Regions from separate parts of the Homo sapiens genome. Here region 1 is linked to region 2. Evidence: read pairs that join two places in POLR2A ChIA-PET (ENCODE). Cell type or tissue: PC-9. All regions are shown on one strand.

The links. ChIA-PET counts read pairs that join two places held together with the same protein. Peaks named below come from ENCODE experiments on the same cell type or tissue, not always from the same donor. Only the 100,000 strongest peaks of a DNase experiment are listed, where the experiment ranks them.
Region 1: POLR2A ChIA-PET joins it to region 2 with 20 read pairs; 2 of 35 experiments call an interaction of 5 or more read pairs at or near these places.

What each region holds. Positions count from the first base shown.
Region 1 is chr3:126,394,128-126,399,127 of GRCh38, reverse strand. CFAP100 (cilia and flagella associated protein 100) reads right to left here and starts at 4,219. Exons shown (of 17, transcript NM_182628.3): 1 at 4,150-4,219; 2 at 3,079-3,186. The coding sequence starts at 3,127. CFAP100-DT (CFAP100 divergent transcript) reads left to right here and starts at 4,330. Exons shown (of 2, transcript NR_103789.1): 1 at 4,330-4,829. RefSeq lists an enhancer at 814-1,323. In PC-9, no CTCF peak of the experiment used is centred here; no DNase peak of the experiment used is centred here; H3K27ac peaks cover 342 bases.
Region 2 is chr3:126,222,675-126,227,674 of GRCh38, reverse strand. The region is part of intron 1 of LOC124909426 (a long non-coding RNA gene); the gene reads right to left. Among named protein-coding and RNA genes, the nearest start is that of ALDH1L1, 45 kb to the right of the region's middle. In PC-9, no CTCF peak of the experiment used is centred here; no DNase peak of the experiment used is centred here.

The sequences.
Region 1 (5,000 bases), 170 kb before region 2:
GCACCGCGTTTTACCTTGTTTAGGGGAGGCCTCCCTGTGGAGCTGACATCTAAATGAGCTCCTGTGGGGTGTGAGGGAGGGAGTCCCAGGGAAACTGGGGAGAAGAGCATTCCCTGTGGAGGACACAGCAGTGCCAAGACACTGAGTGGGAGTGAACCAGGCCTGGCCTGGCCAGGGCTGCAGGAATGGATGGAGCCGGTGAAGTTGAGAGCTGTTTGCTGCACTCTACTAAATGCTCAGAGAGCAGGCGCCTCCGTCTCATGGCCCTCTGTGCCCCAGCCCAGCACAGTGCCTGACACACGGTAGGTGCTCCATGAACATTAGTGAAGTGACTGTGGGTCCCTGAGTGGCCTGATGTGGGCTGCATGTGTGGATGGCCCACTCTGCCCACGAGGCCACCAGGCCAGGCTTCGGATGTCCCAAGATGAAGGTTAGATTACTGAAGATCATGTTTCTCCACACTGCCAAATTAAACTCCTGCCTCCAGCCCTTCGCATCCCTCATAGCCAGAACTGGCAGGGGGAAGGCCTGGCCATCTGTGGTTTAACAACCTCTCTAGACCCCATGCCCTTCCTGAATGCTCCCATTGTGGGGGACGTGCACTTGAGAAGCAGCAGTGAGAGCCTGCAGGGCATCCTGGCCTGACGCGCATGCACACGGCTCCTTCAGCAGGGGCAAGCCTCTCCCAACCTGCTCCTTCTGGAGTCTTGTACCTGGAGCCTGGTGTCTTGGGAAATATATTTGGCCGCTCAAGGAACAAACTCTCCACACCCACAGTGAGGCTCAGGCAGGGTTCTGGCCCAGAGGGACCAGCCGCAGGCCCTCTCCTGACAAGTCCACGCGCGACCCCAGTGCCTCTCCTGGAACTGGCCCCGCACTGGGCTGGGTGCTGAGGGTGCAGGGCCAGAGCTCCGGGCATTCCTGCAGCCCCCACCCCTGCCCGCCCTGATGCCTCAAAGGAGGCTGTGGCCAAACCAGCCCCTCTGCCAAGGCTTAGGGAACAGCGTTCTCATCACAAAAGTCATAAAGCTAGACACTGAGCAGTCTCCCTCTTAAATCCTTCCCGTCATCTGGGCAGAGGCCAATAGTCCTCCCGGGCCACAGGCCCTACCCAGTTGGCCCATGCTGGCCTCCTGTCTCTCCCTTGAACACACCACGCCCACTCCCACCTCAGGGCCTTTGGGCCTGGCCAGCCGCCTAGAATGCCCTTTCCCTACTTGGCCTCCAGGCCCCTGCCCTGGGCCCTCTGGTTGAGGGGGGGTCCTATCTGTACTTGGCTCAGCATCCCCAAACCTCTCACTCCAGGTGGCTCAGTGTCATTTTGGCCCCTACCTTTGTCCCAGCTCCTGCAGCTGACCCCAGGACACAGAGCTCAGCAGTCCTCTTGACTGAAGCCCCTGGCCAGGTCCCCTGCCCACCTTGCCCATGCCAACCTCCCTGACCCACCTGACTCTGAGACCCCTGGCCCTGGGTGCCAATCCTGGCTCTGCCTGTCTGGCCTGGTTTTCTCACAAATGCACAGGCCCTCAATCAATCTCGAGGAATTACCAATGCCACAGGGTCATAGGGTACCCCAACTAGGCACTCCCCCTCATACCAATAAACAAATCAATATAGTTTACATGTCCTTCAACTGTCTTGTGGTAGCATAATTATCTGCATTGTTTTATGGGCACATTGAGAGTTAATTTGTTATCTATAAACATTTCAAAGCCATCTTTGTTTTTAAACCTTATTCCAGCCCTTCTTCATTTTAAAATTTACTCTGGAGCAAAAAAAGAACGAGAGAGCGTGTGCACACCTAAGTGTAATGGTGGGGGTCACTGTTTATAGCAGCACACTTTCTGAAACAAGCTAATCACCCATATGAACAGAGAATTGGTTAATAAATTATGATACAGCCATACTGAAAGATTACTATTCTACTCAAAAGCACAAAAAGTATAAGGGAATTCTTGATGTATTGATAAGGAACAGTCTCTACAATGTATGGGTTAATTAAAAAAATCAAGGTGCAGACAGGGTTTTCATTGTGTGATCTCCGTGTAAGAAAAGAACAAACCTCATCTACACACATTTGCCTGTATGTGCACTGAGCTGGTAGCCTAGAAGAGACAGGGGACAGTGGCCATCTCTAAGGAAGGGGCACTGTATGCCTTTGACAGGGTGGGAGAGGCTTTTCACAATGAGGGGCTTTTAACACACTTTTGAATTTTGAACCATGGAATACTATGCCTGGTCAAAACCAAATTAAATTCCAATAAAAAAGCTGAAGGGCCCCAGGTAGGCCTGGGCAGCCTCCCTCAGCGTCGCCCTGTGTGAGATCTTGGCAAATGCATGCAATTCCACTAGGGCAGGCATGTTTCATCCAGGGCCTAGCGCCAGCTGACCACCTCCTTGGAGCCCAGCCTGGCATTTGTGGTCAGAGGGGTGCTGAGAGAAGCTCACCTTCACGGTGACACCTTCCTCATGGTCTGTTGTGGGTTGAACTGTGTCATCCCAATTCGTATGTTGAAGTCCCAACCCCTACTGTCTCAGAATGTGATCTTGTTTGGAAATAAGGTCTTTGCAGCTGTAATTCACTAAGCTGAGGCCATTCTGGAGCGGGGTAGGCCTCCAATCCAATGTGATGGGGTCCCTGTAAAATGGGGAAATTTGGACACAGACACACACAGGCAGAATTCCACATGGGCAGGAAGGCTGAGATGGGAGTGATGCTTCTACAAGCCAAAGAGCACCAAGGATTGCCTGCAAAGCTCTGGAAACCAGGAGAGAGGCCCGGAATGGGTTCTCGCTCAGAGCCCTTGGAGGGACCTAGCCTTTTGGACAACTTGATCTCAGACATCCAGCCCCCAGAGCTTGAGAAAACAAATGTCTGTGACTCCAGCCCCCCAGTTTGTGGTGGTGCTTTGTTACAGCAGCTGCAGGCAATCCATATGCCTTGTTTCAAGGGAAGTAGGCAGATCTATGACTCCTGCCTAGTGTTTGGTTTAGAGCTACCTTAACCTGTGAGGGAGCTGGACAGGCTCCGAAGCTGCCCCTGACCTCTGAGAGTGCCCACCCTGGCCCGGTACTTACTGTCATTGGTCATGTTCTTGGAGACTATAGTGGACGGTATCTCAGACATCTTGGCTGAGGCCCAAGAGGTTGATGCAAGGCTTCTCCTCTTCTAAAGGAGATCCTCACCTGAGGAGTGACACAGTGCTTGAGCCTGGTGGTCCCCAAGCCCAGAGCTTCCTTCCCCCTGGGTGGCTGACAGCCACCGACATTTGCTGAGGGCTCACCTTGTGGGGACACCTGCCGGCTCCCTGCCTCTCCCACCCGAGGGTCCACTCTCACCTCCTGGACTTGGCTCTAGCTGCCTACTTTTTCTGTGCTTAGAACACATCAATCTTGGCCTCAAGCCTTTGCATTTTCGGCCTCCTCGGCCAAAAAATATTCTCCCATACCCAGCTGGGGGTGCTGGGCTTCCTTCTCTTCAATTCCGAGCTCAAATGTCACCTCTTTAGAGAGACCTCTCACCATCCCATCCAAAGTGGTTTCTTCCTCCCCACCCCCATGTGGCCTTTATTTTCTTCTCTGCAATTCCCACTATCTGATTATCACTTTAAAAATCCATTCGTTGTCTATTTCCCCCTAAAATGTGAGCTCCATGAGAACAGGGGGGTCTTTTCTGCTCATCCAAGCTCCTGACATACCCTTGGCACTTCTTAACTTCATCCATTGAATGAATTTTCATTTTTGCAGGGGAGGAAGCAGAGATTCAGCGAGGTGTCCAAAGTCACAGTCAGGAGGGGCTGCCTCTGGAAAGGGCCCCCACTCTAAGCTTGTGCCATTCCTGCCGCATTCCTGCTGCAGCCCCCTATTGGGTGAGCCTGGGGTTCGCAGGGTCGCCTCCTAACACCCGCGCTCTGCAAGGCCCCGAGCCACACAGCGAGGTGCACAGGGATGGTAGGACAGATGGGGTGGATGGTAGATGGGTGTGTTTCAAGCAAGTGGCATGCGAGCGGGCAGCCTTGGAAGGCGCCTTGCAAGTCCGCTCCCGGCCACGCGCGCCCCTCGGGCCCTGGTTTCGCACCCCTGCCGCCGCCCCCACGCGCCCTCACGGACCCCGCGCGCCCCCTCTCCCCGGACCGCGAGCGCACCCACCGACCCCGACTGCCCCGGCTCGCTCCGAAGCCTCCGCGCTGCAGTTCTCAGCTCCAGGAGCAGGGCTCTTGGGTTTACGTCTCCAAGGCAACCATTCTTCAGGCTGGCTGTGACGCCACAAAGGCCGCGGAGGCTGGGCGCTTGAGGGCTGGGCCTGCGGGCCGCGGGACAGGGAGGGCGCGGGGCCGGGCTGCTGGGTCCGAGCTCTGGGCACGATGTCCTCCCTGACGCCGCCAGGACAGCGCCTGGCCCAGGCCTGGGCCTGGTGAACGCGGGTTTCTTCCTCTGAGGTTCAACACTCCGCACTTGGGTTGGCTCCTTTCATCCTGATTGGTTTATTCGCCACGTGCCAAGCACTGAAGAGGGCGTGCAGGATGGATACTTTTGGAGCAAAAATAGCCCTGCTTCTTTCCTGGGGAGGGATCGCACTTTCTAGAGGGGCGGTTTTCAAAGTATGGTCTCAGGACTAGCAGCATCGAAAATGCTGGGAACTCGTTAGAAAAGCAAGTTTTCAATCCTCGCCCCAGAATCAGAAACTCGGGGTGGAGCCCAGCAATGTGTGTCCTGACAAGTCCACGCGCGACCCCAGTGCTGGCTAGGGTTGCAAAGCCACTGCTCTACGGAGCGAGCGAGATCCATCATAGTGGGACAAGCGAGAGGATGAGGCCATACAGACCAGGGCAAGTTTTGAGCGCGCAGATCCACCAGCTGCTTGAAGCCAGGGGCACCAGGATGTCTGGTCCCCCAGCTCAGGGATCCTGTCTCCCCACAAAAAGCAGCAGCAGAAGACCCCTCTTTGAGTTCTGAACATGTTCCTAGATTTTCCCAGTATCTATGGGGATTGAGAGATT
Region 2 (5,000 bases):
AGGGTCAGGAGGACTCAGCCCACATTTAGTATCTTCTTGACCAGGGAAACCAGGCAGGCTCATGGGGCTGATGGGAACTTCCCCCAAGGCTTCCCAGGATTTTCCTAGCAGCTCCCCAGTGTTGACTTCCAGGCACCTGCCACTGAGCTACTGGGGAGAAGGCACCACAGAGGTCTTCTTTTTGAGATGCTCATAGAAGCCCAGGCTGCATGAGCACCCAGATAGATGCTCAGAGTCTCAGCAGCTGATTGGTGCAGAAAAGGTACATGTGGGAATGAAGGAAATGGATCTGGGCTCAGGTTACCATATTCCCAGAATTCTCCCTAAAAGATGGTGTTTGCTGTGCATTGTAAATTTATTATTTCTTCCTGGCCTCCCATCTCTGGCATCAAGTATTCTCCCACTTCAAATACTCAAATACACCAGTCATATTGCATCAGGGCCCACCCTAATGCCTCATATGAGGCACTTACTTTTGAAAAGATCCCATTTCCAAATAAGGTCACATTCTGAGGTACTGGGGTTAGGAGTGCAACAGATATTTTTTGAGGAGCACAATTCAACGATTACACCCTCTGTGATCATTTTAGTTGTGAATACTTTTACCAGTGACTTCCTCTTTTAAGATTTTTGGTGTTTTTTTTTACCATAAAAATTATATATTTTTACATGGTTAAATGAGTCAAATTGTTTCTTTTGGACGTCTGAGAATGAAAACACTTTCGATTCCAAGGTTTTAGGATTACTATTCTATATCTTATTGAAATAATTTTATTGATGTTTCATGTTTAAATGTTTAGTCCATTTGGAAATTAATCTATGTATGGTACAGAGTGTCTGTTGACTTAAGCACAAACATGTCTTTCTTAAGGACAAACATTAGTTCTTGCCACAGCAAGGAAGAAAATGTCTCCTAACTGACTCTTAATTAGGAAGAACACACTTCCTCCCATGGAATCAGTAAATCACACTATTATCCAAAGTGGTATTTAGTTCTTTGTTCTTTTTCTGCTTCCCTTTCAGGCTTAGCAGGGTAAGAAAGCAGCCACAAACCTGCTATAAACACCTCTCCCTTAGCAACACAATTAGAGCCTTAGAAATGCACAGTCTAGAAAAGACTGGATTAAATTATTTGCCAAGAACAGTTACTCTCTCTCCTCAATCTCCATCTGGGTGAAAAGAAGGGTGTTACCCATTCTTACATACATGCACATACACACATGTCACACACGTATGTTATATGTATGTATATAGAAAATATTGAATTAAAAAACACTCTAAAACCTAGTTTTCTGTACTTTCTTATTTTCTAGAAATGGACAATTAATATAATGACAATTTTGTCTCTTTTCTTTCCAATGTTTTTAAGCTTTTTTTTTTGTCCTATTGCATTGTCTAGAAGTTTATGAACAACTTTGATTGATAGTTATAGGTTTACAGCACTTCACCTGCAATTCCTAAATGCCAAAAAACTCTGAAATCTAAGGTCTGTGGCAAACTCTTTGGGTAATAAAATCTGGCCTGAACCAATGAGGACTATTTATACTCTTCAAGTATACAACTTGGGGCAAGAGCATTTGGTGACCTAGGCAGTAATGTGCTCGATTATGGACTGTCCTCCCGGTCCTCATTGGGGTTGTTTTCCAAGGTATAATATATGTATGACATTATCTTTGAGAAATCTGAAAAAAAAAACCTGATTGTGAGATTTAATTGATCCCAAGGATTTTAAAGGGTTTCTGGGATCTTAGATCATGAATAATGCATATGTTTGTCTCTAGTGTTTAATCATTCAACTTGTCGTAAGTTGTTGGCTTGTGACAGATACTTTTTAAATTAAAGGGGTTTTCCATGCCATGAATATTTATTGATTTATTTACTTTTTCTACTACTTCTTGGTCATTTATATTTTCTATGAAAAGTATCAACTGTATTTAGACTTTGAAATGTTTTGGGACTTCTGGTTTTTGGTGTGAAATATAAGGAGATTGGTCTTCACTCCCATCCTTGTAATAAGAAGAAAGCAAAACCAAACTGAAAATTAACAACTCTTCTTAGATCCATAAAGAACTGAGACCACAGGGCAAACAACGGCCTCCACAACCCCCATTCTGGTTCCAGAGTCACCAAACTCTTTTCCTTTGTGCATTTGAGAATGTGATAAGAATCCATCTTGGAGAGTCTTGGAGAAACCTGCTGTTCTTAACATAAGTTAACCCCAATCTAGCTAAATTCTGTTTTCCCTAATGTACTTTGAAAAGTTTGATTAGGTCCATAGAGAGTTTTTCTTTTTCAAAACATGATAGATAAATACTGATATACAATATAATACCACTTAAATACTTTCCACATATGTATAAGGCTTATCTGTGCATTTAAAACAAAGTTGTGGGATATTTTGTGGACCAAACTTGAAATGCTGGCTACGGTGGAACTGGAGATGGGGATGGGAAGGAAGCCTGGGGGACTGTGTGTGATGATGGGGCCCTCCCCTTTATAGAGATACATGTCATACACACACACACACACACACACACACACACACACACATAATTGTAGTAAAAAATACATAGCACAAAATGTACCATTTTAACCATTTTTAAGTGTATAGTGCTGAGGTGTCACATCTATTCACATTATTGTGAAACAAATCTCTCTGGAGCTTTTTCAAGTTGCAAGTCTATGCCCATTAAACAGCAGCTCCCCTTCTCTCCTTCCCTTCTTCCCTTGGTCACCACCGTTCTACTTTCTGTTGCTATGAATCCAGCTACTTTAGATAGCTCTTACAGCAGGATCATACAGTACAAATACTCCTCGACTTACAATGGAATTATGTTGATAAACCTGTGGTTAGTCAAAAATACATTTAATACACCTAACCTATTGAACATCATAGCTTGGACTAGCCTATCTTAAACGTGCTCAGAACACTTACATTAGCCCACAGTTGGGCAAAATTGACTGGCAAACAAGTGTGGAAGCTGTGACTCGTAGCTACTGCCCAGCGTTGAAAGAGACCATGGTACTGAATATCCTTAGCCTGGGAAAGATCCAAATCTAAATTTCAAATATGGTTTTTACTAAATGGATATTGCTTTCGCACCATTGTAAAGTGGAAAAATTGTAAGTCAAAACATCATAAATCAGTGATGACCTGTACTCCTCTTTTTTCTGACTGGCTTGTTTCGCTTAGCATAATATCCTTAAAGTTCATTTATGTTGTTGCACAAGACAAAATTTTCTTCCTTTTTAAGGCTAAATCATATTCCCTTGTAGGCACATACCACATTTTGTTTATTTATTCATCCATAAAGGGACATTTGTGTTGCTTTCACCTATCAGCTGTTGTGAATAATGTTGCTATGAACATGGGTGTGCAAATATCTCTTTGGGGGACTGCTTCCAGTTCATTTGGGCATTTAAACAGAAGTGGAATTGCTGCATCATATGGTAATTCTATTTTTAATTTTTTGAGGAACTGTTGTATTGTTTTCCACAATGGCTGCACCATTTTATATTCCTACTAACACTGCACATGAGGTCCTCCACATCGTTTCCAATTTGTTCTTTTTTTTCTTTTTTCTTTAAATAGTAGTCATTGTAATGAGTATGAGGTGATAGCTCAATGTGATTTTTATTTGAATTTCTCTGATGATTAGAGATGTTGCCATCTTTTCATTTGTTTCTTGGCCATTGGTAAATAATGTTAGGAGAAATATCTATTCAAGTCTTTTGATCATTTTTAAACCTGGTTGATTTCTTGTTGTTGAGTTATAACAGTTCTTTTGTAAATTCTGGCTATTAACCCCTTATCAGATATATGATTTGCCTGTTCACTCTGTTGATCTTATCCTTCGATAAACATTTGCAAAGTTTAACACAGTCCCATTTGCCTATTTTTGCTTTTGTTGCCTGTACTTGTGGTGTCATTATCCAAGAAATCATGCCAAGTACAATGTCATGAAGATTTTCCCCTGTAGTTTACTCTAGTTTTATAGTTTTAGGTATTACATCTTTAATCCATTTTACCTTAATTTTTGTATATGCTATAAGGGTCCAAATTTATTATTTTGCAGGTGGATATCCAGTTTTTTTCCTTAATGTGATTTCTTGAAAATACTTTCCCTTCTCCATTGAATGATCTTAGTACCCTTGCTGAAGTTCATTTGACCATACACGAGTGTTCATTTGGGGTCCTCTCTTCTATTCCATTGGTCTATTTGTCTGTTTTTATGTTGATAACACACAGTTTTGATTACTGGAGCTTTGCAGTATGTTTTAACATCAGGAATATCAGGGCTTGTGAGTCCAGCTTTGTTCTTCTTTTAAAATATTGTTTCAGCTATTTGGAATCTCTTGAGATTTCACATTAATTTTAGAATGACTTTTTCTATTTCTGCAAACAATGCCTTTGGGATTTTGATAAGGGTTGCATTGAATCTGTAGATCACTTTGGGTAGTACAGATATCTTAACAATATTGTCTTCCAACTTAAGAACACAAACTATCTTTCTATGTATTTAGTCTTCCTTAATTTCTTCCAGCAATATTTTACAGTTTTTAGTGTACAAGTCTTTCTCCTTCTTTAGAGTAGATTTATTACTAAATATGTCATTCTTTCAATGCTGTTGTAAATAGGATTTTTTTTAATTTCCTTTTTCAAGTTGTTCACTATTGCTGTATAGAAATGCAAGATTTTTGTTTGCTGATTTAAAATCCTGCAACCTTGCTGAATTTGTCTATTAATTCTAATAGTTTTTCTGTGTGTGAAAGCTTCTGGGTTTTCTACATAAAAAAACATGCCATCCGTGAGCAGAGATAATTTTATTTCTTCCTTTTCAATTGGATGCCCTTTATATATTTTTACTATCCAATTGCTCTGGCCAGGACTTCCAATGCCATATTTAATAGAAGTAGTGAGAGGGGAGATCCTTGCCTCATTCCTGATCTTAGAGGGAAAGCTTTCAGTTTTTCACTGTTGAGTATGATGTTAGCTATGG